Regions from separate parts of the Homo sapiens genome. Here region 1 is linked to region 2. A link is a loop called in an ENCODE intact Hi-C map of the cell type or tissue named here. Cell type or tissue: heart left ventricle. All regions are shown on one strand. Each heading gives the region's core, and the rest is flanking DNA. Links, peaks and the distances in the headings are about the cores only. Region 1 holds the start of TTC39A (tetratricopeptide repeat domain 39A). Region 2 overlaps EPS15-AS1 (EPS15 antisense RNA 1).

The links. Peaks named below come from ENCODE experiments on the same cell type or tissue, not always from the same donor. Only the 100,000 strongest peaks of a DNase experiment are listed, where the experiment ranks them.
Region 1: it touches region 2 in a loop (2.2-fold over the local background); 2 of 110 quality-filtered maps call a loop at or near these places.

What each region holds. Positions count from the first base shown.
Region 1 is chr1:51,322,638-51,338,217 of GRCh38, forward strand. It overlaps TTC39A (tetratricopeptide repeat domain 39A), which reads right to left and starts at 7,925. Exons shown (of 18, transcript NM_001297663.2): 1 at 7,800-7,925. The coding sequence starts at 7,840. TTC39A-AS1 (TTC39A antisense RNA 1) reads left to right here and starts at 7,017. Exons shown (of 3, transcript NR_123731.1): 1 at 7,017-7,172; 2 at 7,493-7,576; 3 at 8,235-8,644. RefSeq lists a silencer at 7,898-7,967 and an enhancer at 8,785-8,834. In heart left ventricle, for the core only: no CTCF peak of the experiment used is centred there; a DNase peak (open chromatin) is centred at 6,924; H3K4me3 peaks cover 1,650 bases; H3K27ac peaks cover 4,163 bases; H3K27me3 peaks cover 1,185 bases.
Region 2 is chr1:51,527,129-51,542,708 of GRCh38, forward strand. The region is part of intron 1 of EPS15-AS1 (EPS15 antisense RNA 1); the gene reads left to right. It also overlaps a transcript of OSBPL9 not described here and the pseudogene RNU6-1281P. Among named protein-coding and RNA genes, the nearest start is that of EPS15, 16 kb to the left of the region's middle. In heart left ventricle, for the core only: CTCF peaks have their summits at 8,067 (motif pointing left) and 8,268; no DNase peak of the experiment used is centred there.

The sequences.
Region 1 (15,580 bases), core at 2,598-10,597, 210 kb before region 2:
AACCCCTGACTTTTCTGGGTCTCAGCTTTCCCATATAAAAATGAGAGATGAAACTAAGAGATCCCAGAAGCCCTGCCTATTTGATGTTTTGATAATGCCTCTTCTCAAGGGGCCTCCTTTGAGTGAAAGAATGTTCCAGAAAGAGGCTTGATACTCTCCCTGAAGGGAAATCCTATTTCCCAGAAGTTAGTTAAAAGAAATTCCCTCTCCACCAGGTAAACTCCTACATATACCTTAGGGCCCAGCTCTAAAGTCTCCCACTCTGAGATGCATCAGTAGATCTTCCCAGGCAAATTGAAACATGTCTTTTTCAAAACTGAACTCGTGTTCATTCTCCCAATCTGTTCTCCCCCAGTCTTTGCCTTTCTTTTTTTTGGTGGATATGGGGTCTCGCCATGTTGCCCAGGCTGGTCTCAACAAACTCCTGGGCTCAAGTGATCCTCTTGCCTCAGCATCCCAACGTGTTGGGATTACAGGCGTGAGACACCATGCTTGTCCACTCCTCTACCCAATAAGCAACACTCCTCTACCCAATTCCCCAAGCCAAAAATCTGATAATCATCTTTGCCACATCCCTTCTCTGGCCTCTGTCATCCCCTCCATCACTAAACTCCACTAAATCCCATCATTTCTACTTCCTTTTTTATAAAGAATTTTTACAGAGATAGGGTCTCATATGTTGCCCAGGCTGGTCTTGAACTCCTGGGCTCAAGTGATCCTCCCACCTCATCCTCCCAAAGTGCTGGGATTATAGGTATAAGCCACAGCCTACTTCCTAACATCTCTCAATCAACCCCTTCTATGCCCAATACCTTCTGGTCCAGGCCAGCACCATCTTTACCCAGGTCTGTTGGAACACTCTCCATTCCACTCTTTCCACCTTCTTCTCTCTTCTCTGTTAGACCTTTTTATTCCATATTTCATGTCTCTTAACTAACTTCTATACTATCTCTTGGGCTCTCTGTTAGATCCTGAGTAATTTCTTTCATTTCACCAGCTCTTTCATTAGGTGTGTCTGACCTGCTACTTATCCTACCTACTGAATTTTTCATTTCAATGATTATATTTTTCATTTTGTGAAATTCCACTTGGTTCTTTTTCAAATCTTAGTTATTTGGGGTAGTATTATGTTCCCTGCCTCAAGTCCATCTTCAATTCCTTTATACATTTTAAACATAATTATTTCTATTCTATATCTCATAATTCTAGCATTTTAGACTCTCAGGGAAACTAATTCTGCTCTTTCTTGTTTCTGGTGCCTGCTGCTCACAGTGGCTTATTTCCTTGTGTGTTTTGCAATTATATTACAAATTCATGTTTGACAGATCCAAAGGGACTGTGGGACAGGATACATTGCTCCAGGAAGGATTTTTCATTTACTCTGTCCAGGTTCCCAGGGGAACTACCACCCTGAGACCATTTAAGTTACTTTTTTAAGTTTATGGTTTCCAGGACCACAAAGGTAGTGGTGTGCCATCAAACCCAAAGTTTGTGTGATGGCAGACCAGTATTTATCATTTTTTAGGGAGTCTTTTTTTCCCACCAGAAATGCTGTCTAACTTTGCTGGTGGGGGCGGACCTTTTTTCTAGCCAATCTTCCTATTCACTGAGGCTGTAGCCCTTGGAGGGTCCCAGATTTAAGTGTTGAGTTGGGGAATGCTAAGTTCCAACTCCTTAAACTGTAACTGTGTAGGCCCAAGACCTTCTTTCCCATCTGTTGAGTGGCCGTTGAAACTCCTGGCTTTAGATTTCTGAAATGTGTAAATAGCCTAAGGTTGCTGTGGCTTCATCTTGTTTGCCAGCCTGACTTCAGTTCTCTCTTCACGCTTGGCTGGAGGGGGTTTCTGTTACTTCTGTGGGAGTTCAGGAATGTACTGAATTATTTTATTTATTTATTTATTGAGGAGAGGGTGTCTCTCTGTTGCCCGGGCTGGAGACCAGTAGTGCGATCTCAGCTCACAGCAACCTCCTCCTCCCAGGTTCAAGCTATTCTCCTGCCTCAGCCTCCCAAGCAGCTGGGATGACAGGTGCCCACCACCATGCCCGACTAATTTTTTTGTATTTTCAGTAGAGATGAGGTTTCACCATGTTGGCTAGGCTGGTATCAAACTCCTCAGGTGTTTGACCTCAGGTGATCCACCCGCCTCAGCCTCCCAAAGTGCTGGGATCACAGGCGTGAGCCACTGCACCTGGCCAGGAATGTACTTTAAAGGATGTTTGTTGTAACTCATCCCCACCTCTAGGTAGTTTCTTTGAGAGAGAATGTTGGAAGCATTATTTCCCCTAACCTGTCTCTCCCATAATTGCCAAAGATACATCTTTAAAACCCACATCTGTCTGGGCATGGTGGCTCATGCCTGTAATCCCAGCATTTTTGGAGGCTGAGGCGGGCGGATCACCTGAGGTCAGGAGTTCGAGACCAGCCTGACCAACATGGAGAAACCCCGCCTCTACTAAAAATACAATATTAACTGGGCGTGGTGGCATATGCCTGTAATCCCAACTACTACGGAGGATGAGGCAAGAGAATCGCTTGAACATGGGAGGCAGAGGTTGTGGTGAGCAGAGATCGCACCATTACATTCCAGCTTGGGCAACAAGAGCAAAATTCCATCTCAAAAAAAAAAAAAAAACCACAAATGTCACTTCTGGACTTAAAATCTTTCCCTGGCTTCCCATTGCTCTTAGGGTAAAGGCCAAGTTCCTTTCCATGGCCTAAAAGGCCCCACCTGATGTGGTCCCTGCCCCTCTCTTCAGAGGCTGGGATGGTGTCTGTCTCTGCCCAGGGCATAGCCTAGTGACTGGTGTTCAAGCCATTCATCTCTGTTGGATGAATCAATGAGGCAGCAGTGAGCATCTACTGCCTGGGTGTTTAACTGGCATTCTCTCTGACTGCTCTCAAAATGCCCTGTGAAATGGGATTATTACCCCCCCACACCTATTGCAGATGGGGAAACTGAGGCACAGAGGACGGGTAACTTGGCTAAGGTCACACATCCAAGCTAAGGTCACACATCCAAGCATGCATTCTAACCCAAGTTTCTGCCTGAGCCAGTACCCATCAGCTCAGCCCCAGAAAGTCAAGCCCATTGTTGTGGTTTATGCCAACCTCTAAACAATTTCTGAGCCAAGAGCCTGCCTCCCATTTCTGCACACACCCCTCACCACCTCCATCCCCCACCGAGGAAAAGGTCCTGTCTACTTGGTCTACCTGGAGAGAAAGATCCAGGCCGGATGGACAGTCAGTGCAGACAGGCACAGTCCTTCCCTCGGCAGCCCCGGCACCTCTTCTGCTTAACTGGGATGAGGCTGTCTGCGGTAACCTCCCCCAGACTGGGGGCGAGCTGAGCCCTGGGCTGATTTCCTCCCTCCTTCCCTCCCACAAGCACCCGCGAATCTCGTGCTCTAGGCTATGCGTGGGACTGGGCTCTGGGGACACAGAGTGGACACAGACCTAGGCCTGCCTCTTCAGGAGCTCACAGCCTACAGGTGACAGATGCAGACAGGGCAGTGACCGCTACAGTGCTCAGGGCTGTGATCATGGGAATCACTGGGGGCCAAAGGGGCCCAGAAGACACCTCTAACTCAGCCTGGGGCACTGAGGAGGCTGGGCGGAAGGAGGATGGCATCATGGAAGGAGGATGGCATCAAGGAAAATGCCATCAAACTGAGAACAAGATGGAGAAAGAAGTCTAAGAAGGGGAAACAGCACACACACAGGGCTGGAGGCATGACACCACAGTTAGGAGGTACAAGCGTTCTGGAAGGGCTTGGAAGACAGAGGCTCTGCAAGGCCAGCTAAATGGAGGGGTGAGGCTGCGGTGGCTAGAGAGCTCAGGAAGGCTGGAGACATCCGCCCCATTTGACTTAATAATAGCATTAACAACCAACCACCCATCGCCACAAAGAGATTACCACTTCAACTTATTTAAATTGATGACTGCATTATTTCACTCAGTCCTGCCAGCAGGCACCCTTATCTGTCTTTGATAGATATGGCAGGGACAGGCAGTGAAGACAGGAACGCAGTCAGGCTCCTCTCAGGAGCCTGGGAGAAGACAAAAATGCATTCTGTGGAAGCAACAGCGCCAAACCTTTCCCCTCACCTGGCTGAGACTGAGGCCCCCATTTCTCCACAGGCTGCCCCTGCGTCTCCAAGACCTTTCTTTTCCAAGGACACCTTGCCTGGCCCAGGTGACATCTATTCCTGCGGTGATGGTGGCCTCTCCACTGTGTGTTGGGGAACAGAGGAGAGGGACGCGGAGAAGAGGTGCTGGGCTGGATGGAGCAGAGCTGGTGACCAATGCCAGGAGCTCTGGCACAGTGGTGGCGGCTCTCTCATTCAGATCCCACCCACACTTGAGGCCCAAACGAGAAGGGAGCTAGAGGGTGGGAGGGGGTGTCAGGTAGCCTGGAGCCGCCCCCACTCTCCCCTTCCCTCCCACTTCTCTACTAGAGTTGGCTTGGACTGCTGCTTCTGTGCCTCATGGGCAGATCTGGGTAGAGCTGGGAGACCCTCAGTTCCCACTGAGAACAGAAAATCCTCCTACCTCCATCCCAGTCAGGATGAGGTGGGTGTGGGGTGGGTGAGGCGGCGGAGCGGTCGCTCAGGAAGCCAACTGCAGTCAGAGCTGGATTTTAATCCCTGCTCCACCACTGAGGGGAACTTTGGCTCAACGAGTAAAATAATCTGCCCATGGGGATCTGTTGCTTTAGAAGTGATCTTTCTAAATTGCAAAAATGATTGTGACTCTCCTTCCAAAGAGTCCCCCTTAGCTGCACATAAATGTGTCACGGAGTGATGTAGCATGACCTAATGCAGTGTGGCCTGCAAGAGTTCTGAAAGCAGACAACCCTAGACTCAAGCTGCAGCTATTACTTGCTGGATAACCTTGGGAATGTTCCATACCCTCTATGAGCCTCCGTTTCCTCATCAAGGAGATGGGAATGACAGTACTTACCTCCCACGGTTTTTGTGAAGAATGACTAAGACTATGGAAAGCACAAGAGTACTCAGAAAATGTGAGTAATTATTATTTTTTTCTAAAATTATGTATTGCCATTTTTTTTTTTTTTTTTGAGAGAGGCTCTCTCTGTCGCCCAGGCTGGAGTGCAATGGCACTACCTGGGTTCACTGCAACCTCCGCCTCCCGGGTTCAAGAGATTCTCCTGCCTCAGCCTCCCGAGTAGCTGGGATTACAGGTGTGCACCACCATGCCAGGCTAATTTTTGTATTTTTAGTAGAGACAGGGTTTCACCATGTTGGCCAGGCTGATCTCAAACTCCTGATCTCAAGTCATCCACCTGCCTGGGCCTCCCAAAGTGCTGGGATTATAGGCGTGAGCAACTGCGTGCGGCTTTACCATCATTTCTTGATCAAGTAGCACTGACTTTATAATGAAACTAAATAACTTTAAAAGATTGAGTGGGCCAGGCGCAGTGGCTTACTCCTGTAATCCCAGCACTTCAGGAGGCCAAGGAAGGAGGATCGCTTGAACCCAGTAGTTTGAGACCAGTCTGGGCAACAAAGTGAGATCCTGTCTCTATTTTATTTTATTTTATTTTATTTAAGATCGAGTGCACATATCCAACAACCCAGCAATTCCACTACTAAGGGGGCACCCTCGTGAAACACATGTGCAAACACCATCATACAAGAATATTCACTGTCTGAATAGCAAGACACTGGGAACACTTCGACATCCATCAAGAAGGATAAACAAATGGAGGTGTCTACATAGGGTGGTATATCACACATCAGGGCAAGTGGGACAAGAGCTACAGGATCAAGGCTAAATCTGAGACCTGAAGTTGAGTGTGAAAACGCGAGCTGCAGCATGACACATGCTATAGGACTCCATTCACAGAAAACTTTGAAGAACAAACTACATATTTTTAAGACTTACACACACTGAGTAAAAGAATAAAAACAGAGAAATGATAAAACCTAAATTCAGGATGGCAAGTAATTCTGGAGAGGGAAGGAGGGAAGAGGTTTCCACAAGACTTTCAAGGGTCTCTACTATGGTTTATTTCTTAAAAAGAATATAAAATAAATGGGGCACAATGTTAATATCTGACAAAGTTGGGTGGCAAGGGTTTGTGAGTTCATTTTACTATTTGCTATATTTTTCTGAAGGCTTAAAATATTTCATAATTTTTAAAAAGGTAGAGATTTAAGGCTTGATTTGTTCACCAATGACCATCTGGGCCCAGAGCAGGCCTTGCTGAGTGTCTGTTGAGTGAGTGTCTCTGTAGTGAAGGTGAGAATGGTCCTGCTGCGTGCGGCCCTCCTCTGCTCAGACCCCACCAGGATGACACTAGCCAGGGTTGGGGACAGATGGACAGGTGGCTTCAAAGAAGAGTGGGCAGGCATGCAGAGAGGCAGGTACGGTTCTGCATAAGGAAGACCCACCAGCGTGAGAAGAGCAAGCTTGCTGTCCTGAGGCCTGCAGCAGGGCCAGAGGTGCCCGGGGTTGTAGAGGGCACTTAGGCAGGGATGTAAGCATATAAGGAAGTGGGATGAATGTGGTTTTCAGCCAGGGAGTCTAGACTTCTTTGATAGATACCTTGCTCCATGCCCGCCTTCTCTCCTGGAAACCACTTTTCTGGACCCAGCAGGGTGGTGGTGCTCAGTCAGGGCTGCACAGAAGGAACCTACCCAACCTCCAGCTTTACAAATACTTGAGCCCAGAACAGGAAAGGAACAGCCAGCCCCACTTCTGTGTTTTCCAAAGGAGGGACCAGAAGTCTAGGAAGGGTTAAGGACTTGGCCAAAGTCACACAACAAAAATGATGAAGCTGAAACTCACCAGGCAACCCTCTCCCAGGCCAGGGTGTCCCCCAGCAACCCAGCTTCCAAGCCCTGATAGAGCCACACACACGCAAGCCCTGTGGAGACTTCCAGCTGCCAGCTGGCACCAGCCTCGTCACCTCCCTGTTCATGTGTCAAGCCTCGGGCCCTTAGCAAATATTGTCACTGGTGGTGAGGCTCCAGGCAGGGTGAGCCCTCCTCCCAGCTCACCTGGGCCGGCTCTCTGCCCAGCAACCTCCCAGCAGTCAGGGCTCCTAGCAGCTGCCCCCTGCCCTGCCCACTGGGGCCCAGGAAAAGCAGAGAGTTGCTGAAGGTCTCCCGGCAGTAGCGGCTGTCACTGCTACGGGGGGTGATCTAGGTAGGGGTCCTATAGGGGTTTCTCAGTGGGATGTGGGTAGGGTTGGGCAGGAGAGCCACGTTGAAGGTGACAACACCCACTTTTTACTACCCAGGTTCCTGCTGCACCCAATGGGCCCGGCTGGCCCATACCTTAGCTGTTTAAGTTCCCCTAATGTCCCTGAAGATGATGGGGTGGGGGGATCTGACAACAGACAGAACTGAGTTCAAATCCCACCCGCAACTCTTACCTCCTGGGTGACCGATGACAAGTCACTTAAGTGCTGTGTCTCAGTTTCCTCATCTGTAATGGGGATGAGAGTAACAGGGCCCACCCCACAGGAGTGAACGCCACGAGGCAGGTGGGGAAGGCTGCTCTGAACGTGTCTGTGACTACAGCTCCGTGAGAAAGTTGGGACCCAGAAGGTGAGTGACCGACCCGGGGTCCCCGCGCCTCCGCCTCCTCACAGCCCCCTGCCCCCACTCCTGGCAGCGGCGGCGGCTGCCAGGGGCCGGGCGGGGTGGGGGCTGGAAGCCGCAGTGCGGCCCCAGGCCGGTGCGCGGGGGGAGGCCTGGCGCGGCGCCCGCCACCTGCCCGGGCCCCAGCCCGCGCCGCCCGCGCCCCCGGGCCTCCCAGCCGCGCACTTACCCCGCGGGCAGGGCTCCTGGGGCGCCGCCAGCCGAGGTCATCGCCGAGGGGCGCGGGCGGCGCTGCCCCAGCCGGACGCCAATCGCGGCCCAGGTGCTGCCGCCGCAACCCCGAGCCGGGCGCTGTGCGGTCGCGGACGCGGCGGCCGGGGAGGGGCGCGCCGGGGGCGGGGAAGGCGGCGGGGCCGGGCCGAGCCTCGGTCTCCCCACCCGCACCGTAGGGCCATGGCCGCCCGCGGCGACCCGCGCTCCCGCACCGCCGGGGGTTCTGGGCGGCCCCCACCCCCGCTCCGACAGGTGAGAGCCCGGCGCCCTCTGCGCAGACACCGCCCGGGCCGGGAGCTCGCTCCCTCCTCACACGTCCCCACCTATTTGGCGCTAGAAGTTCTTCTCCGGGACCTGAGGTCCACTTTACTGTCACTTCTCCTCCCCACAGCTTCCGCCCCGAAGCGGCCCCCACCTGAGCCGTCACCATCCTCCCGCATTAATGGGGGCATTCGTGCAGACAAAGACAGCCCCCAGAGTCAGGCCTGGATTTTAATCCCACCATCTCGCCCACTGAGTGACTGCAGGAGACCAGAAGGCGGGGAAAACACGGTTTAGCACTCACTGCTAGCTGGCAGTTCACACTGCCTTCTCAAATGATCCCCATAATTGCTATTTTACAGATGGGGAAACTGAGGCATGGGGTTCATTTGATTCACGCATGGTCACTCACCTAATAAGTGGCAAGCTAGGACTGGAATCCATCCCTCCTGAATCCAAAGCCAACACTCTGGCCCCTTTCCCCCTTGGCCCCCTCTCCCCTGCATTCCCAGTGCCTGTGTGGGGGTCACCCACAACGCTCCCCAAATGTCCACTGTGCACCGAGCCCTGAGGCGGTGTCTCCACCTGACCTGATCTTCTGGCACAGAAAGCCACTGGCCCATGAAGAGTTAACCAGTCACCATCTCCTGGCCCCAGATGCTGCTCTTAACCATGACTCATCAGAGCATGTGGCTGCCATTAGAGCTGTCCCTTCACAAAGGAGGGGACAGAAGTAAGGAAGGACTGTAGCTCCCCTGGAGCAACTATGACCTCCAGGACGTCAGAAGAGGAAGCAGAAGGGGACAGCCTGCAGAAGCAACCACGGTGGGAACAGGACTTGTACCAGATCCCAGGGGAGCCAGGCAGTTTGGGCTTGGTGGTAGCTGCTTAAAATCTAAGCAGGCTGCCTGGAAAGGCAGTGAAGTCCCATCCTGCCCATTTGTGAGCAGGGGCAGATGCTCACTTGCAAGAATCATCCCATCTCTAGGAGTCTCATATACAGGCACGAAAAAGATAATTAACTACTAGAAGTAAGCTATGATGACATCCACCAGCAACTATAAAGAATCCAGACAAGGGGAGAGACTGGGGAGCTTCCTGGAAGAGGTGGTGACAGAACTGAGCCTTGAAGTTTATATTATTTAAACAAACTGAAGTCATGGAGAGGGTGTACCAGATCGGGGAGCAGCATGGATGAAGGCATGGAAGTGGGAAAGGGTGAGGCTGGTGAGACCACAAGCAATACATGTAAAGAGGATGATGAGGCTGGGGCCCCTATCACATGTCATGCACTTTCAAATCTCTAGGCATTTAAACATGCTGTTCCCTCTGTGTGGAACACACCTTCCTCCCTTGTCACTTGTTAGTCATTCATGTAACCGGGGGTGGATCCAGAAGCTTACAATGGGGAGGCCGCTGTTCAAAAAAAGAATACAAATTTACCAATACAGGTTGAGCATTCCTAATTTGAAAATCCGAAATCCAGAATGCTCCAAAATTTGAAGCTTTTTTTATTTTCTCTTTTTTTTGAGACAAAGTCTCACTCTGTTACCCAGGCTGGAGTGCAGTGGCACAATCTCGTGATCTTGGCTCACCACAACCTCCGTCTCCTGGGTTCAAGTGATTCTCATCCCACAGCCTCCCGAGTAGCTGAGATTACAGGCATGTGCCACCATGCCCAGCTGATTTTTGTATTTTTAGTAGAGACAGGGTTTTGCCATGTTGGCCAGGCTGGTCTCAAACTCTGGACCTCAAGTGATCCGCCTACCTTGGCCTCCCACAGTGGGATTACAGGCGTAAGCCACCGCGCCCGGCCTGAAACTTGAAGCTTTTTGAGCACTGTAGTTGGAGACTGCAGGCCTGCCATGTTTGCTGTGCTGTTGTTACAGCGGACACAGGCATTCTACTGATGCTCACGTGCTGCTGAGTTACCCTGAACACTATTTTTTCACTGCATTAATGGTATGTTATATTTTTATTGTTAAGTACTTATGTGTGAATAAGGGTAAAAAAATGCTTATTGGGAGCACATAAATTCAGAGTCAAAAATGATGATGATGCCAAATAATCACAGATTGTCCACATGGATGGCTGAGAGAGTGACACTTCTTTCTGATGGTTCAGTGTACACAAACTTTGTTTCATGCACAAAATTATTAAAAATATTGTGTATAAAATTACCTTTAGGTGGCTGGGCATGGTGGCTCATGCCTGTAATCCCAGCACTTTGGGAGGCTGAGACAGGCAGATCACCTGAGGTCAAGAGTTCGAGACCAGCCTGACCAACATGGAGAAACCCCATCTCTACTAAAAATACAAAATTAGATAGGCATGGTGGCGCACGCCTGTAATCTCAGCTACTCGGGAGGCTGAGGCAGGAGAATCGCTTGAACCCGGAAGGCGAAGGTTGCAGTGAGCTGAGATCACATCATTGCACTCCAGCCTGGGTTAACAAGAGCAAAACTCCATCGCCCCCACCAAAAAAAAAAAAAAAAAAAAAATGACCATTAGGCTATGTGTATAAGTTGTATATGAAACACAAATGAATTTCATGTTTAGGCTTGGACCCCATCCCCAAGATAATTCATTATGCATATGCAAATATTCCAAAATCCATGAAAATCCAAAAATTGAAACACTTCTGGTCCAGAGCATTTTGGGTTAGGGATAGTCAGCCTGTATAAAATTGCCAGGGTTCTCCCAGAGCCTTGGCAGGGGCCAGGTAAGTGAAGAATCCTGAAGCTATAAGCTGTATTAGCTCCAGAGTAAACCTTTACTGTATTTGACCAACATTTGTTGACATTTTGCCATATGCCAAAACTCCTCCTAACCCTGCAGGTTTCAGTTCAGATGTCACCTCTTCCAGGAAGCCCTCCCTCCATAGATGGGTCAGGGGCTCCCTTTGCACCCACTGCCCTAACCCACTCTGACCTACCTTAATCACCCTGAGCTGTCACTGTCTGTGTGTGGTATGTGTGTTTGGGGTGGTGGGGAGCAGAGAGTGAGGTTTGTATGTGACTGTCTGCTTCTGGAGGCTAGGGCCTGGTCCAGTTCATCTCTGTGTCTCAGGGCCTGACATCAGGTACCTGACTAGTCACCAGACACTAATGCGGGGCCTAGCACTTTACAATTTCCCTCTGAGGTTATTATTATAACAATGGCTGACACACATCACAGGCTTTTTACATGCTACACATGATGTTCAGTGTATAACATGGATTATCTTATTTAATTTTCACTTTACCACCTCTCTGAGCCTCAGTTTCCTCATCAGTAAAATGGAAATAATATTGCCGACTTCCAAGGTTGCTCCGAGTATTAAGAATTCATATATAAGCTGAGCATGGTGGCTCACACCTGTAATCCCAGCACTTTAGGAGGCCAAAGCAGGTGGATTGCATGAGCCCAGGAGTTTGAGACCAGCCTGGGCAACATGGTGAGACCCTGTCTCTACAAAAAAAAAAAAAAAAAAAAAGGCCAGGCCAGTTGTGGTGGCTCATGCCTGTAATCCCAGCACTTTGGGAGGCTGAGGTGGGCGGATCACCTGAGGTCAGGAGTTCGAGACCAGCCTGACCAACACAGAGAAACCCTGTCTCCACTAAAAATACAAAATTAGCCAGGTGTGGTGGTGCATGCCTATAATTCCAGCTACATGGGAGGCTAAGGCAGAAGAATCGCTTGAACCCGGGAGGCGGAGGTTGCGGTGAACCAAGATCGCACTATTGCACGCCAGCCTGGGAAACAAGAGTGAAACTCCATCTAAAACAAAAAAAAGCCCGGCATGGGGTACGTAGTCCCAGCTACTCCAGAGTCTGAGGCAGGAGGATCAATGGAGCCCAGGAGGTTGAGGCTGCAGTGGGCCATGATGGTGCCACCGCACTCCAGCCTGGGTAACAGAGTGAGACCCTGTCTCAAAAAAAAAAAAAGAAAGAAAATAGCAGAGTGCTATATAAATGACCTAGTGATGGTTGTGGTGGACCACTAGACACTACTTTCCTCCCCATTTCACAGATGAAAAATGAGCTCAGTAAGGGAAGCAGAAGAGCCGCCTTTAGAGCTGGAACTCTCCCCACACCATCACAGCGAACAGTGATGCTAGAGCCAGTCACCTGGTGAGTCAGCGCATCAGAGTGGCCCACCCCTCAGGAGGGCCCCACCCAGGCCGTTCCTGGCCCCCAGGAGCTCTGGCCCAGCCCCAGCACAGGGGAGTCTGTGAGTCACCATCATCATTTCTGCCTCCCCAACTCAAGTGACCTTACTTGGATCACCTGTGTGTCCCCACCTTGAGGTGACAGCTGGGCCCTGGCGATGGGACAGCATCCTGAGTCCTGGATGCCTTCCTCCTGTCAGGAGACCTGTTTCCTGGTGCGTTACATCTGGGAGATGCCAGGCCTGCTTTCCTCCCTCATTTCCTCCCCAGCGTGCAAGAACAAATCACCAGTGTCACCACACCTCTCAATGGCCCTGAGAACTTCATGGACTGCTTTCACCTGTGCCATTGTCAACTTAAGAAGGCCCTTAATATGGCCGGGCGCGGTGGCTCATGCCTGTAATCCCAGCACTTTGGGAGGCTGAGGCGGGCAGATCACTTGAGATCAAGAGTTCAAGAACAGCCTGGCCAACGTGGTGAAACCCCACCTCTACTAAAAATACAAAAAAAAAAAAAAAAAATAGCTGGAGGTGATGGTGGACACCTGTAATCCCAGCTACTCAGGAGGCTGAGGCAGGAGAATCACTTGAACCCGGGAGGTGGAGCTTGCAGTGAGCCGAGATCACACCATTGCACTCCAGACTGGGCGACAGAGAGAAACTCTTGTCTCACAAAAAAAAAAAAAAAAAAGAGCCCTTAATAAATACCTATTAAGTGAGCCCTTAGAATGCCCTAGAAAGTTTGTAATAGCATTACCTCCCATCCTACAGATGAGAAAATAGAGGCTTGGACCAACATCTAGCCGTAGCTCGAACCCAGGTCTTGATTCCTTATTCTCTAGGGAAAGGGGGAAGAAGAGAAGAAAGGAGGGGTGTTTTAAGTGGGAGAGGTCATAGAAATGGGGGATGCAAGCAGTGACACATGATGCCATTGTTGTAGAAAGAGCTTAAGCTGTGAAGTCAGTTCTGCCTCTACCTCTCAGAACCTCAGTTTTCCCATCTATAAACCTGGGATAATAATCCCAAACTCTCAGGGATGCTGTGCAGATTACTGAGCATTATTTGGGTGACTCCTTCCCCCTTCTCAGCACCCCTCCCAGCCCCTTCCCCCAGGCCTTTCCCTGGCATGAAGCGCCCCCTCCCCAACACCTGCAGTCTCTGCCAGCCCAGATACCCCCTCTTCAGAGTCTAGAACCCTTCCTCTCTCACTGAACTGGTGACTGTAAAGCAGGTTTCCTTAAAGCGAGTGAGCCCCACCCTAACAGGTTACAGGTTTGGGCTCATTAATAATTCACAAGTGAACAGGCCTGTCAACAAAGGGCCTTTGGAGGGCTGTGACAGTGACAGATCTTAAATATTCTCTGGCAAGGGCCCCTAAGGAAGGATCTATTCCTGCTCCTTGGGCAGGCATGGACTCTGCCCCCCGCTAGCTCTGTGACCTTTGGCAAGTCACTGCCCCACTGTGGGGCAGTTTCCTCTTCCCACCAGATATAAAGGGGAGAGAAATTTGGGCCAAGAACTCATGGGCCCTCCCTGCTCTGAGGGTCTCTGTTCTAGGATCTGGGCTCTTCTACCTAAGTCTGGTCTCTAGGAGCTGCTGAAGGTAGGTCTAAAGAAGGAGCCTGGGTTAGCACAAGGGACCAAGAACAGCTCTAACTGAAAAAAGGGGTCAGAGCTCTAATGAGGGGTTTCCAGCATTGATGGCAACCTTTCAGGGGTCAGAACTTGGGATGCAAAGACAGGAAGATCTGGATGGACTCCTGGCCCCACTATGTCCTAGCTGGGCAGTCCCAAGCAATTCATCCGATTAGAGAATAGTTCAGAGAGCAGGTTTGAAAGCCAGGGCTTGCACCTGACACCCTGGGCCAGTAACTTCATTTCTGAAACGGGGATGATGATGGCACCAACCTCATTAGGTTGTTGCAAGGATTAAATGAGCTACATATCTTCAGGGCAGATGAGCTACCTGACACACTGCTGGTGACAATAGAAATTGGCTCCATCTGCCTGTAATCCCAGCACTTTGAGAGGCCAAGGCGGGAGAATTGCTTGAGGCCAGAAGTTGGAGACCAGCTTCAGCAACATAGTGAAACCCCCGTCTCTACAAAAAATAAAAACTTAGCTGGGCATGGTGGCACACAACCATAGTCTGCTACCGTCTATTATCCACACAGCACCAGGCCCATTTGACACTTAGGCCAGATCACATCACAACTCTGCTCAAAGCCCTGCAAAGGCTCCGCATGTTCCTCAGTGCAAAAACTAGTCTGTCTATGGCTCATGAGGCCCTGCACAACCTGTATGCTCCCATCATCTCCCGACATCATTTCCCTTTATTCCCTCTCTTATTTCAGCCACACCAGCCTCCTTGCTCACCTCCAAATATGCCAGGCACATTCCCACCTCAGGCCCTTTGGACTTGCTATTCCGTCTGCCTGGAATGCTCTTCTCACACGATTCACTACTTCACCTTCTTCGGGTCTCAGCTCAAATATCACCTTCTCCGTGAGGCCTTCCCTGACTATTCTGTTTAATTTTTTTTTTTTTTTTTTTTGAGATGGAGTCTCACTCTGTCACCCAGGCTGGAATGAGTGGCACAGTCTTCGGCCCACTGCAACCTCAGCCTCCCGGGTTCAAGTGGTTCTCCTGCCTCAGCCTCCCAAGTAGCTGAGACTACAGGTGCCCGCCACCATGCCCAGCTAATTTTTGTATTTTTAGTAGAGACTGGATTTCACCATGTTGGCCAGGCTGGTCTTGAACTCCTGACCTCAGATGATCTGCCCGCCTCAGCCTCCCAAAGTGCTGAGATTACAGGCGTGAGCCACCGTGCCCAGCCCCTTTCTATTTAAAATTGAACCCCTGCCTCCATCCTCCCAGTTCTTCTGCCCTGCATTATTTTTCCACAGCGCTTGTTGTCAAGTGACATCTTTTTATTTTGCTTATTCATTTATTCTCCCTCTCCCTATTAAACTAAGTTCCACAGGTAGGGCTTTTGTTTGTTTTGAGTGGGGTCTCACTATATCGCCCAGGCTGGTCTTGAACTCCTGGGCTCAAGTGATCCTCCTGAGTAGCTGAGACTCTAGGGACATGTGGCTGTGCCCAGCTTCAGGAATTTGTTTTTGCATTATTGTTTTGTTCTCTAATGTGCCTAGAACAGTGCCTGGCTCAATAAAAAGCCTTGCTGCCTAAACGAATTTACTTGAATATGGAAAAATATGAAAAAAGCAGAACACAAAATTATCCACCGAATATTAAAAAGAAAACCCTGACATCTATGCATTTTAGGAAGCATGAAGAGATACTGAAGCCATTTCTGGGGGAGGCAGT
Region 2 (15,580 bases), core at 4,412-12,411:
TTGACATTGAATCAAGGTCCTCCACTTATAAGCTACAACACCATGGTCAAGTTATTAAAACTCTTTGACCCTCAGTTTCATGCAGACTACCATACAGAATGAGTAAAAGAATTAAATAGACAATGATTATAAAGCACTTTGCATAGTATCTGAGACATGGGGAGTAAGTGCTCAGCAAATGGGGACTATCCAATGATGATGGTGATGATGATGATGATGATGATGATGATGATGATGATGATGGTGATTAAGAATTGGGTTATCTTTTTTAAAAAATTTTTTTAGATACAGGGACTCACCCTGTTGCCCAGGATGGAGTGCAGTGGTGCAGTCATAGCTCACTGTAGACTCAAACTACTGGGCTCAGGCAGTTACCCACCTCAGCCTCCTGAGTAGCTGGGACTACAGACACATGTCCCCATACCTAGATAATGTTTTTATTTTTTATAGAGACTGGGTCTCACTATGTTGCCCAGGCTGGTCTTGAACTCCTGGACTCAAGCAATCCTCCTGTCTCAGCCTCCCAAAGTGCTGGGATTACAGATGTGAGTCACTGTGGCTGGGTGCCTGCCTGGGGTGAGATTTAAATTGGCCTTGTAAGCTAATAAAAAATGAAGTCTATTCTGAGGGCAATGTGGAGTCATTGAAAGGTTCCCAGGAAGGAAAATAAAAATCCAAAATCATGTTATAGAAAGGTAACTCAGCCGGGCACCGTGGCTCATGCCTGTAGTCCCAGCACTTTGGGAGACCGAGGCAAGCAGAGCACTTGAGGTCAGGAGTTCGAGACCAGCCTGGCCAACATGGCAAAACCCCATCTCTACTAAAAATACAAAAAAAAAAAAAAAATTAGCCAGGGGCTGTGGCACACACCTGTAGGCCCAGCTACTTGGGAGGCTGAGGCACGAGAATCTCTTGAACCTAGGAGGCAGAGGCTGCAGTAAGCCAAGATCACACCACTGAACTCTAGCCTGGGGGTGACAGAGCAAGACTCTGTCCCAAAAAAAACCAAGAAAGGTAACTCTATTCAGCATTATACTGGAGTTTCCAGCCAGAGGAATTAGGCAAGAAAAAAATAAAAAACATCCATATTGAAACAGAAGTAAAACTATATTTGCAGATGAGATGATCTTGTATATATAGAAAATCCTAAAGAAACAAACAAAAATCTATTGGAATAAATGAGTTCAGCAAAGTTGCAAGATACAACATTAATATACAAAAATCAATTGTATTTCTATACACTAGCAATGAATAATCTGAAAATGATAGCCAGGTATGGTGGCTCATGCCTGTAAGTCCCAGCGACCTGGGAGGCTGAGGCAGGAGAATTGCTTGAGCCCAGGAGGCGGAGGTTGCAGTGAGCCAAGATCCTGCCACTGCACTTCAGCCTGGGTGACAGAGTGAGACTCTGTCTCGGGGAAAAAAAAAACAAACTGAAAATGAAATTAAAAAATCAATTCCAGCCCAGCACAGTGGCTCACCTCTGTAACCCCAGCACTTTGGGAGGTCAAGTTGGGTTGATCGCTTGAGGTCAGGAGTTTGAGACCAGCCTGGGCAACATGGTGAAACCCTGTCTCTGCAAAAAAATGCAAAAATTCGCCAGGCATGGTGGAGTACACCCATAGTCCCAGCTCCTCAGGGGGCTAACGTGGGGAAATCACTTCAGCCCTCCAGGGCAGAGGTTACAGTGACCCCAGATTCCGCCACTGCACTCCAGCCTGGGAGACAGAACGAGACTGTCTCAAAAATAAAGAATAAAAAATATCAATTCCGTTTACAATAACATCAAAAAGAAAAAATAGTTAAGAATAAATTTAATAGAAGTACAAGATTTGCAAATAAAAACTACAAAATATCATTGAAAGAAAGTAAAGAAGACCTAAACAAATGGAAAGACTTCTTATGTTCATGAATTGGAAGACTTAAGATTGTTAATATGGTAATACTCCCCAAATTGATCTACTGATTCAGTGCAATCCTTATTAGAATACCAGTTAGCTTCTTTGTATAAATTGACAAGCTGATTCTAAAATTCATATGGAATTTCCAGTAACTCAGAATAGCCAAATAATCTTAACAATGAAGAACAAATTTGGAAGACTCATGCTTCCTGATTTTTTTTTTTTTTGAGACAAGAGTCTTGCTCTGTTGCCCAGGCTGGAGTGCAGTGGCACGATCTCGGTTCACTGCAAGCTCTGCCTCCCAGGTTTGCCATTCTCCTGCCTCAGCCTCCCGAGTAGCTGGGACTACAGATGCCCGCCACCATGCCTGGCTAATTTTTTGTTTTTGTATTTTTAGTAGAGACAGGGTTTCACCGTGTTAGCCAGGATGGTCTTGATCTCCTGACCTCATGATCCACCTGCCTTGGCCTCCCGAAGTGCTGGGATTACAGGCTCCTGATTTTAAACTTACTACAAAGGTATAGTAGTCAAGATAGCATGGTACTAGTATAAAGAGAGACATATAAACCAATGGAATGTAATTGAGAGTTCAAACTAACTCTATACATTAATAGTCAATTGATTTTCAGCAAGGGTATGAAGATAATTCAATGGCGGAAAGAATAGTCTTTTCAACAGATGGTACTGTTGAACTACCATATTCACATGCAACTACATATTCACATGCAAAAGGATGAAGTTGAACCCCTACGTCATACCAGATGCCAAAACTAGCTCAGAATGGATCCTTGACATAAATGTAAAACTGTAAAATTCTTAGAAGAATCTAAGAGTTGCTTAAGTATAAAACTCTGAGAAGAGGCTGGGTGCGGTGGCTCACGCCTGTAAACCCAGCACTTTGGGAGGTGGAGGTGGGTGAATCCCTAGGTCAGGAGATCGAGACCATCCTGGCTAACACGGTGAAACCCGTGTCTACTAAAAATACAGAAAAATTAGCCAGGTGTGGTGGCGGGCGCCTGTAGTCCCAGCTACTTGGGAGGCTGAGGCAGGAGAATGGCATGAACCTGGGAGGCGGAGCTTGCAGTGAGCTGAGATCGTGCCACTGCATTCCAGCCTGGGTGACAGAGTGAGACTCTGTCTCAAAAAAAAAAAAAAAAAAAAAACAAAAAAAAAAAACCTCTAAGAAGAAAACATAGATGCAAACCATCTTTATTAGAGGAGGCAATGATTTCTTAGATATAACACCAAAGCAGAGCAACAAAAGAAAAATTAGATAAACTGGATGTCATCAGAACTTCTGTACTTCGAAGGACACCATCCAGAAAGTGAAAAGACAATCCAAGGAATGGGAGAAAATATTTGCAAATCATATACCTGACAAGTGAATTCTAACTAGAATATATAAAGAACCCTTACAACTCAACAAGAAAAAGACAAATAAACCAGGCATGGTGGCTCACACCTGTAATCCCAGCACTTCGGGAGGCTGAGGCTGGAGAATACCTTGAAGCCAAGGAGTTCAAGACCAGCCTGGACAACATATCAAGACCGTCTCTTAAACAAAAAAAAAATTAGCCAGGCATAGTGAGCCCAAGAGTTTGAGGCTGCAGTGAGCTATGATTGCGTCACTGCACTCCAGCCTGGGTGACAGACTGAGACCCTGTCTGTAAAAAAAATTAAAATTATGGCCTGGCACAGTGGCTCACACCTGTAGTCCCAGTACTTTGGGAGGCCGAGGCAGGCAGATCACTTGAGGTCAGTTTGAGACCAGCCTCTATTAAAGGGTGAAACCCTGCCTCTACTAAAAATATCAAAATGCCTGGAATCCCAGCTACTCGGGAGGCTGAGGCAGGAGAATCGCTTGAACCCGGGAGGCCGAGGCTGCAGTGAGCCGAGATCAGGCCACCGTACTCCAGCCTGGGTGACAGAGCGAGACTTTGTTGTAAAAAAAGAAAAAAATAGGGCCAGGTGCGGTGGCTCATGCCTGTAATCCCAGCACTTTGGGAGGCCGAGACAGGCAGATCACCTGAGGTCAGGAGTTAGAGACCAGCCTGGCCAACATGATGAAAACCTGCCTCTACTATAAATACAAAAGAACTAGCTGAGTGTGGTGGTGCATGTGCCTGTAATCCCAGCTACTCGGGAGGCTGAGGCAGGAGAATCACTGGAACCTGCGAGGCAGAGGTTGCAGTGAGCCAAGATCGTGCCACTGCACTCCAGCCTGGTGACTGAGCAAGACTCTGTCTAAAAATAAATAAATAAATAAAAACATTTAAAGAAAAATATTATTTGGACTATTGTGGGGAAATAAACTGTAGATCAACAAGGGCAGAAACTGGTAAAACAAATATAAGATTATTGCAATAATCCAGATATGATGATGGCTTGGTGGTGAGAGGTGGTAAGAAGTGGTCAGATTCTGTACATATTGAAGGTAGAGCACACCAGATTTGCTAAAGGATTAAGGATGAGGTATGAGAGGAAGAAAAGGATCACGGATGATGCCAGGGATTTTGCCTGAGCAACTGGATTGATGAAATTGTTTTTTACTGAGATGAGTAAGACTATGGAAGAAGCCAATTTAGAGAGAATATCGGGAATTTGGCCTTTGACTAAATTTGATACACTTTTAGATATCCAAGTTGAAATGTCAAGGATGCGGTTGGAATAAGAGTCTGGAGTTCAGGGGAGAGGCCTGGGTTGGTGATATAAATTTGGGTGTCATTAGCATATGGAGGCATTTAAAGCCATGAGGTTGGGTGAGACTGTCCAAGTGTCTATAATAAAACCCAAGAAGTCCAACTACCAAGCCCTGGGCCACTCCAATGTTAGGACTCAGGGAAATGAAGAGGAACTAGTAAAGGAGACCAAAGAAAGAGCAGCTGAGCTTAGAGGAAAACCAGGAGAGTATGATGTCTGTCCTTGAGCCAAATGAGCAATGTGTTTCAGGAAGGAGCAAGGAAGGAAGGAGTGAGAAAGCATGTCAAATCTTATCAAAGAGCTAGTTAGATGAGGATTGCAATTAATATCCAGAGTTAGCAATGTGGAAGTCTTTGGTGACCTTGGTAATCGTTTCAGGGGAAGGTGAAAGAAAAGTATAATTAGAGGAGGCTCGGGAGAGAATGAAAAGAGAGGACTTGGAGTCAAGAAAAACAGATAATTCTCTAGAAATGTCTAGCTGAAATGAAGAGCAGAGAAATGGTGTGAATACCTAGTAAGGGATACAGAGTCAAGAGAGGTTTCTTTTCTTAAGGTGAGCAATAATGCAGCATTTTTTAGAAAGTGAACGGAATGATCTGGTAGAAGAGGAATCACTGATGATACAAGCAAGAGAGGGAATTGCTGGAGTGCAGGGGAAAGAATTGGCTTTGAGAATACCGAAGAGGGCTGAGTATGTGGGCATGGATGCAGGTGGATGGGTTATCTGCTGAGAGGGAGGAAAAAGGAGAGGATATGAAAAGTTTGAAAAAAGTTACGAAATAAGCATTTAGGAAAAGTGGATGGACTTGAAAATGTAGTATGATTCCCAGGTAGCACTAAAAGCCCACTTGAGGTCAGTGGCGATGAATTTTAAGAGTCCAGTTGACACAGTTGTGGGTTTTTCTTCATCCACTTTCCCAAAGGCAGAGAGTAGGTAGAGTTAGATTGTGCAGGGTAGGGATCTTGTGAAGCAAAATGAGAATGCAAGAGGAGGCAAGAGAGAAGAGGACCTATCAAGGGAGTGATTTTAACATTGGACCTTGGAATTTAGGTGGGTAAAAAGGGAAGTGAGGACACAAGATAGTTGAGGAATGGTGAAGAGATATTAGGATCACTGGATTATAAGGCCCAGGAAGGGATCAGAGAAGTGTTGGAGTCAGGGTGTTGGAAGGAGTGAGCTGAGAAACAGGAGATTTAGAAAGATAAGTAAAATTATTGTTAGATTATTATTAATAATTGGTAATTATTAAATGGTAATTGGTAATTAAATGGTAATTGGTAATTAATTGGTAATTGGTAATAATTGGTAATTATTAATTGGTAATTAATAAATGGTAGATATTTATTAATAACTGGAAGCAACCTCTAAAAAAATCATAGTATTAAGACCCAGTTCATGCCCTCTAAGTGCTCACTCTGTGATGGGAAAGACAAGACAGAATGAAATAAATATTAAAGAGAAGTACATGCTGCTGGGTGTAGTGGCTCACGCCTGTAATCCTTGTACTTTGGAAGGCTGAGGTGGGTGGATTGGCTGAGCTCAGGAGTTCGAGACCAGCCTGGGCAACATGGTGAAACCCCATCTCTACTAAAAAAAATACAAAAAATTAGCTGGTCGTGGTGGTGCATGCCTGTAGTCCCAGCTACTCTGGAGGCTGAGGCAGGAGAATCACTTGAATCCAGGAGGCGGAGGTTTCGGTGAGTGGAAATTGCACCACTGCACTCCAGCCTGGGCAACAGAGCAAGACTCTGTCTCAAAAAAAAAAAAAAAAAGAAAGAAAGAGAAAGAAAAGAAAAAAAAAGAGGGAAGTAGATGAAATGGCTGTGGGAGTCAAAAGGAATCTGCGAGTAAACGTAAGGGTCAGATCAAGGAAAGCCTCCAAAGCAGGTGGCATTTGAATCGAGCCTCAAAATGGAGCAAATGCAGCACATGGCCTGAATAAATGTTCACAGTTACACCATTGCAATGAGTGCTCAGAAAACAGAGGTTGGAGTGCAGGGTGGGAGCTATGGCAGGACATGAGACTAGAAAATTATCTGGAACAGGCAAGGGATTTTTGAATGCCAGGCTAATGCCTGGGCATTTTTTTTTCTTTTGTTTTTTCTTTTTTCTTTCTTTTTTTTTTTTTTTTTGCAGAGGAATAGATAATACTGAGGTTAGGGGTTAGAGGTTATTATTCTAAATAATTGATGCTGACTGGGCGCAGTGGCTCACACGTGTAATCCCAGCACTTTGGGAGGCCGAGGCAGGTGGATCATGAGGTCAGGAGTTCGAGACTAGCCTGACCAACATGGTGAAACCCCATCTCTACTAAAAATATAAAAACTAGCGGGGAGTGGTGGCACATGCTGTAGTCCCAGCTACTCAGGAGGCTGAGGCACAAGAATCACTTGAACCCGGGAGGAGGAGTTTGCAGTGAGCTGAGATCGTGCCACTGCACTCCAGCCTGGGCGATAGAGTGAGACTACATCTCAAAAAAAAAAAAATGCTCCCAGCTGTTTATCATGTTATGAAGTCATACTGGTTTTTTTGTTTTGAACAGTCTAGTAATTTTATTCTCCATCATGTCCTTAAGTCATATTAGGGAAGTTTTATGCTTTGGATTTTCTGATTGTCTTTTTAAGATCATCTCCCCTCTATGGCAATGATAATGTTGTTTCTTTCCAAATAATGTTCTGTCACATGCTCATTCACTTTTTTTTCCAAATGGCCTTCAACTTCATCCCCTGATGTTGGTAGGAAAGTCTAAGATCCCTCAGCAGTCTGAAGCTCCTCTCAGAAAGGGGTGAGGAGTGGGTTGGATAGGATCAGAACTATGCTGTCCAGGGCATTCAGACCCGTTGAAGTGGATAAGAATTAAAGGTGAACAGTCAGATCCTCCCAGGGAGAGGAAGCCACAAGAGACACAGCCTCACAACTGTGTTGTCACAGTGTTTTCAGAACTCAGTACCAATACCAGTGATGGGGCCACGCTTTTTGCAAGTGACGTTTATTATGTCATTTGAAAATATCAGAATCTCTCTCTTCACAGGCTAGCCAGATAAGTATTGAAACCATTAATTTCTCTACCATGTCACTGTGTCTTTGGGCAAGCCCCTTCTCTCCTCTGGACCCAGGGTCCTGCCTATAAAACGAAGGGGCTCTATTCATCCTCCTCTAGGATCCCTTTCAATTCTGACAGGCTCTAATTTTTCTGTTATCAGTTATTCTTTATTAAACTTACAGTATGTGCCAGCTTTTTTCAAGATGTGAGACCCTCTCACCCTCTTACTCCTCAACCCCCTGTTATAACTTATCTTGGGCTTTTCTTGTTTAAAACATTTGGAAAAAGTGGTGTGTTCACGGGACCTTTATTTGCCCTAAGACATTTGAGGGTAAATCATGTGAAGGCCTTTGTTTTCTTCCAGCAGCCAAAACAATAAAACCACCAAATTGCGTGCAGCATCATTTTCTACTGCCCTCAAGTGGTGGTGGCCCAAATGTCTTTTCCTGGTTGCAGTTTAAGGAATAAAACATGTTTTCAGAAGAACTCTAGGCATCTAGGAGAGGGTAGGAGAGTCATAGAGTCACAAAGGGCCTGAGGTGGAAAGGCCCTTACAGGATGTCTGATCTAAGCCCCTCGTCTTGAAAGGGAGAGACTGAAGTCCACCTTGGTTCTCTGATCAGTGAACAAACCTAGTTTCTTCTGTCTTTAAAGAGCTATCTTATGACCCTGACTCTATTTTTGGCTCCATTTCTCTGCTCCCATTCACAGTGAAATTTTCTAAAGAGTTATCTCCATACTGTTTCTATTTCTTCATCTATGCTTTATTATTATTATTACTTTTTATTTTTTTTTAAAAACAAAATAATAATCTCACTCTGTCGCCCAGGCTGGAGTGCATTGGGCTGATGTTGGCTCATTTCAGCCTCTGCCTATGGGTTCAAGTGATTCTCCTGCCTCAGCCTCCCAAGTAGCTGGGACTATAGGAGGATGCCACCACACCTGGCTAATTTTTATATTTTTAGTAGAGACAGAGTTTCACCATGTTGGCCAGGCTGGTCTCGAACTCTTGACCTCAAATGTTAACCCCCCACCCCGCCGCCCTTGTCTACCAAAGTGCTGGGATTACAGGCATGAACCACCGTGCCCACCTTTACACTTTATTTTTTAACTTTTTACTTTGAAATAATCTCAAACTTGCAGAAGAGCTGCAGAAATATTACAAAGAATTCCCAGATGCCCCAGAAGTTCTCATGTGTGGGCATATGCCTACATGCATATACATGGATATGTATATTTTTTCCTGAGCCATTTGAATTGCAGTAGTTACCCCTAATACCTTAAATATTTCAATGTGTATTTTCTGAGAAAAGGACATTCTCTTATATACCTACATACCCACTCAGTATGACAATCAAATCCAGAAATTTTAAATTGACATAGTGCTTATATACAGTCCATACTCAAATTTCACTAATTGGCCTGATAATGTCCTATATAGCAGTATTTTCCCCCATCAGGTTCTGATCCAGTGCCTGATCCAGGTAATGCATTATACTTAACTGTCATGACTTTTAAAAAGGTTTTTTTTCTTTTAATTATTATTTTTTAGAAACAGGATCGCGCTCTGTCACCCAGGCTGGAGGGCAGTGGTTCAATTACAGCTCACTTACAACCTTGAATTCCTGGGCTCAAGCGATCCTCCCACCCCTGCTTCCAGACTAGCTAGCTAGTACCGCAGGCACGCACCACTATGCCTGGCTAATTTTTTAAAAAATTATTTTTGTAGAGGTGGGGTCTCGTTATGTTGCCCAGACTGGCCTATAATTCTCAGCCTCAAAGTGATCTTCCTGTCTCTGCTTCCCAAAGTGCTGGAATTTCAGGTGTGAGCCACCACACCTAGCCTGTTATAACTCTTTAGTGTCCTTTAATCTAGAATAGTTCCCCAGTCTTTCACTATTATTCACGATATTCACATTTTTAAAGAGTACTGGCCAGGTGTTCTGTAGTGTCTCCCCCTGTTTGGCTTTGTCTCATGTTTTCTCATGAAGGGATTTACATATTTTTCCAGGAAGAAATCCTAGTTATATGATGTTGTGTCCTTCTCAGTGCATCATATGGGGAGAAACGTGGTGTCACTTGGTCCCATTATTGATGGTGTTCACTTTGATCAGCGGATTAAGGTGGTATCTACCAGATTTCTTCACTGTAGAGTATTTTTTCCTGTGTAAGTAATGGTAATCTGTAGAGAGGGACTTTGAAACTATGTAAATATCCTGTTCCTCTTCAAACTTTTGCCCAATGGTTTCAACACTCATTGATAATTCTTGTCTGAATCAATTACTGTGATAGTTGCAAACTGGTGATTTTCTACTTCTATCATTCCATCTACATTTTTTAGTTGGCATTCTACTGTAAGCAAGAAGGTTTCCTTCTCTCTAATTATTATCATGAGTATAAACTAATGTATTCTTAATTTATTTAATGAGTTATAAACATTACCCTTATTATTTTTTAAATGTTCAACTTGTCCCAGGTTTGGCCAATGAGAGCCTCTTCAAACTAGCTCCTGTGTCCTTTTGACATGTCTTCATCACTTTTTTTTAACACCTCCTTGCTTTCTGGCATAATAAGATGTTCCAGGCTTATCTTGTACTTTCACTGCCTAGTCCTGAAAATCAGCCATTTCTCCAAAGAGCTACTCTTTAGTGGGGAATGGTATTTAGAAACCAAGATTTGGGCATCAGATGTGCTCATTCCTATTGGAGTGTAATTGCTTCTAGGCCATTTTAGTAAACAGAGCCAAAGGGGAAAAATAGTAACCTAATTTTGTTTAATTATTATTATAATTATTTTTAACAGAGACAGGGTCTCACTCTGTTGCCCAGACTGGAGTGCAGTGATGCTATCATAGCTCACTGCAGATATGAACTCCTGAGATCACCTCAGCCCCTGGAATAGGCTAGGACTACACGCCACTACACTCAGCTAATATTTTTAAATTCTTTATAGAGATGGGGTCTCACTATGTTGCCCAGGCTGGTCTCAATCTCCTGGCCTCAAGTGAACCTCCTACTTTGGCCTCCCAAAGTGCTGGGATTACAAGCATGAGCCACTGCACCCAGCTCTGGTCAACCATTTTAAATTAATAATTCATTACTGATACTTTAATTCCAATTTAACACCACAGGGTTCTTTCTCCTATTCCTTATTTGCATCTCCCTTTTCCCACAGTAAGAACTCTGGCTCTCAACAACATCAATGTCTTTATTCATTTGTTTAAAATTATGATATAGGCTGGGCATGGTGGCTCATGCCTGTAATCTCAGCACTTTGGGAGGCCAAGACGGGCAAATCACTTGAGGTCAGGAGTTCGAGGCCAGCCTGGCCAACATGGCGAAACCCCATCTCTACTAAAAAATACAAAATTTAGCCGGGCATGGTAGTGCATGCCTGTAATCCCAGCTACTAGGGAGACTGAGGCAGGAGAATCACTTGAACCTTGGAGGCAGAGGTTGCAGTGAGCCAAGATCACGCCACTGCACTCCAGCCTGGGCAACAGAGCACGACTCCATCTCAAAAATAAATAAATAAATAAATAAACAAGATAGACACAAAATAGAATTGTTACATCCATTCTGCTAACAAAAACAATCTACTAAACAGGGTTCAAGATTTGTTTGCAGTTTTGTTTTGTTTTTAGACAAAAGCTGTATATTCAAGTACTATGTTCAAAAGTATTTAGATTCATTTTTTTTCCTTCAGAGTGATTATATTACTTATTTAAATATAGTTTGGTTCACTTGTTTCTGTTTATATTCAGTTTTAGGATCCCTTCCATTCTTGTTTATTTAATTCCGTTTTTAAATATGTAAAGGTAAACATTGTCACAAAATTAAAATCTATACAAAAGGCATATAGAATGCTTCACAGATGTGTCATCCTTGTGTAGGAGTCAAGCCAATTTTCTCTGTATTGTTCCTTTTTTTTTGTAAATATGCTGTCAAAGCAAGCACACCTCTAATTCATTCTTCAACTTATTTAATTCTTACTTAGACCACCCACTTCACTGACCCTACTACTGCCAAGATCATCAGTGTCCAATATTTTCTTTAGTCTTATTTGACCTTTCCACTCAGCTGACCTCTCCAATTTTCTTGAAACTTTCTCGTCTCTTGGTTTTTGTGATACCACATTCTGCTGATTTACTCTCTCTTCGCAGGTCTGTCCTCACTCTCTTTGTCTATTCCACCACCCTAAAATCCTCTGGACTCTTCTTGGCTCTCTTCACTTCTCTCTGCAGACTCTCTTCCTAGATGATCTCAACTATTTCTTTGTCTTCAAATGCTGATCATGCTAATGACTTCCAAATTTACATCTTTTTCCCAGACCTCTCTTCTGGTCTCCAAAATGTGTAACCAACTGTCTAATAGACATCCACTTGGATGTCTTAAGACATCTCAGGTTTAACATATCTAAAATAGAACTCCTAATTTCCCTGCCAAACCTGCTTCGCCTCGAGTCCTAATCTCTGTAAATGTCACTTCCATCCCCCGGTTACTCTAGCCAGAAACTTAGAAGTTATTCTTGATTCTTCCATTTTCCTCAACCCCCATGTCCAGTCCATCTGCAAAATATGAAAATTTTACCTCCAAAATTATGTGAAATTAGTCCATTTCTCTCTGTGTCTACCACCATCACTTCACTCGTCATCTCTTACCCAGGCTACTCATAAGCCTCATAACTGGCCTCCCCTCACCTATTCTTTACCCTCTTCCTTTTATGCCCCCACATTCATTCTCCATACACCAGCTACAATGACCTTTCTAAAAACAAAATAATAATACGAACTTACATTTATTAGTGTCTATTATGTGCCAGGAACTGTTTTACATGTATCTAATCTATACAACAACTCCATGAAGTAAAACCCAAATCTACCTCAATTTTACAGATAAGGAAACTAGGGCAGAGAGAGATTGAGAAATTTGCCCAAGGTCACACAGCCTTGGGCACACAGCCAGTAAATGGTAGAACTTAGGTTTGAACCCAGGTTGACTTCTTAGCCTTCAAGCTTATCTGCCACACTATGCTAGATCATGTCACTACCTAGCATCAAATATTTGATGGCTTCTCACTACACTGGAACTAAATTCCCAACTCCTTACCAAGGCCTAGAGAGGCCTGTGTGATCTATCGTCTGCCTGTATCTCCAAACTCATCTCATGCTTCCTTTTCTTTTCCTTTGCTCCATCCACATGGCTTTCACACCGCAACCCCCATCATCTTCCTTGAACATGATAAGCTCTTTCCTGCCAGCAGGCCTTAAACATCCTCTATCTCAAGTATTCTTCTTTTTTTCTTTTAAATCCCCTATTCTGAGAAATGTCAAATATTGTTTTCTCTGATCTTCACACAGCTGGATCCTTCTCATTCTTTAGGTCTCATTTTAATTTTCTGTCCAGAGAGACTCTCCCTCCCATTGCTTTTTTTAATTATTATTTTAAATTTTTTTTTTAAAGCTGGACACCATTAATTAGAATCATGCTATTTCTTAAGTAGGTCCCTCCCTACTCCTGCCAAGATCATTAGTGACCCTCCCTGATATGTTCCATCTTGGCCCCATATTTGTTTTCTTCTTAGCCTTTAAAACAATTTGTTAGCCGGGCGTGGTGGTTCATGCCTGTAATCCCAGCACTTTAGGAGGCCGAGGTGGGCAGATCACGAGGTCAAGAGAGCAAGACCATCCTGGCCAACATTGTGAAACCCCATCTCTACTAAAAAAAAAAAATTAGCTGGGCGTGGTGGCGCACGCCTGCAGTCCCAGCTACTCAGGAGGCTGAGGCAGGAGAATCACTTGAACCTGGGAGGTGGAGGTTGCAGTGGGCCAAGATAGCACCACTGCACTCCAGCCTGGCCGCAGAGCAAGACTCTGTCTCAAAAAAAAAAAAAATTTTTTTTGTTGGCCAGGTGTGGTGGCTCACGCCTGTAATCCAGCACTTTGGGAGGTCAAGGTGGGCAAATCACTTGAGGTCAGGAATTCCAGACCAGCCTGGCCAACATGGTGAAACCCCGTCTCTACTAAAAATACAAAAATTAGCCAGGTGGGGTGGTGGGCGTCTGTAATCCCAGCTACTTGGGAGGCTGAGGCAGGAGAATTGCTTGAACCTGGGAGGTGGAGGCTGCAGTCAGCCAAGATAGCGCCACTGCACTCCAGCCTAGGCAACAGAATGAGACTCCATCTCAAAAAAAAAAAACAAAAAAAAAATTACTCAGGCATGGTGGCGCGCACCTGCAATCCCAGCTATTCAGGAGGCTGAGGCAGGAGAATCGCTTGAACCCGAGAGGCAGAGGTTGCAGTGAGCCAAGATCATGCTATTGCACTCCAGCCTAGGCAACAGAGTGAGACTCTGTCTCAAAAAAAAATTGTAATTATTTATTTGTTTGTTTGCTTGTTTGTCTCTCTTCCCCACTAAAATTAAGTGTTGTGAAGGCAGAGGCTGAGTCTTAGTCACTTTCATTATGTTCAGAGCCAAACACAGTTTCCAGCTCATAGAAGGAACTCTAGAAATATCTGTTGTCTATCCATATATTATCTTTTCTACTTCATAGATCTGTTCATTCATAATTTCTGCTTCTTTATCACTTTGGTTTGTCATCATCTACACTCCATCTCCTCCCACACATACCCCTACTCAAACTCATGGCCTCTCTCTTTACATCCTGTTAGTCATAGTTTTTATTGCTGCTAATTGCCTCAATCACCTCATGCTGCCTGATTCAAATTCCTGACAGAGAAATATTGATTTGTCCAACTCATATTTTAGGAGCCAAGACACATTTGTAGGTCATTGGCAAGCCCATGGGTTGCTTGCCTTTGGGTCATATTCCCAGTCTTAGTCCAGAAGCTGTGTTAGAGAAGGCTGTGGGTGGGGATGGTCAGCATAGTGCTGCCTTTCTGCAAGGATGAGGATGTAGCAGGCTTGGTGACTGATATTTGAGCAAAAGTTGTTGCAGCAGAAGCAACAAATAGTTAACAAGGCCTCACTTAAGGGCTGGGCTTCCCAGTAGTTGCTCTCTGGGAGGAAGGTCTCAGGTTATGGTCGAGTCCAGTTTACTCTCCCTCTGGGGAGAATAGTAAACACAAATTGAAAGCACTCACATTTACCCAGCCTTTTTTTTTTTATTTTTTGAGACAGGGTCTGGCTCTGTCACCCAGGCTGAAGTGCAGTGGCACGATCTTAGGTCACTGCAACCTCTACCTCCCAGGCTCAAGCCATCCTCCCACCTCAGCCTCTTGTGTATCTAGGACTACAGGTGTATGTCACCATGCCCAGCTAGTTTTTGAATTTTTAGTAGAGATGGGGTTTCACCACGTTGCCCAGGCTGGTCTCAAACTGCTGAGCTCAAAGCAGTCCATCCACCCTGGCCTCCCAAAGTGCTGGGATTACAGGCTTAAACCACTGCACCTGGCATATACAGCCTTTCTAAAATTGCAAAAAGAGCATTTTTATCCATCTGCATTTATACCTCCAGTGAGGTAAAGAGTAGTTTCCATTTAACAAATAATAAAACTGAGGCTGGGAAGATAGAGTGCTATGCCTAAGGTCCCACACACACTGAGTAAGAGTCATCATTACATCCCAGATCTCTAGACTCCCACGCAAGGTCTCCTTTCACTATACATATCTTGTTGCCCTCATTTCCTACCTGGGACTTTAATCTTGAATCACAGCTCAAGGGATTTTTAAGGGCAACCATTTGAACGGCCAGTGAAAAGTTCTAAAACAGCTTGATGATAATTGAAGTTTCCTATAAGGCAGCACTCGATAGGTAGGTTCTATGGGCTCTGGGCTCCCAGTATAATTATCAAGTGTCTAAGAATTTATGGAATAATTACCATGTGCCAGGCACTCTACTTTATACATACTCTCTCAATTCAACCTCACAACATGCATGTAAGGTATATGTTATTATAATCCCAACTTTACAGAT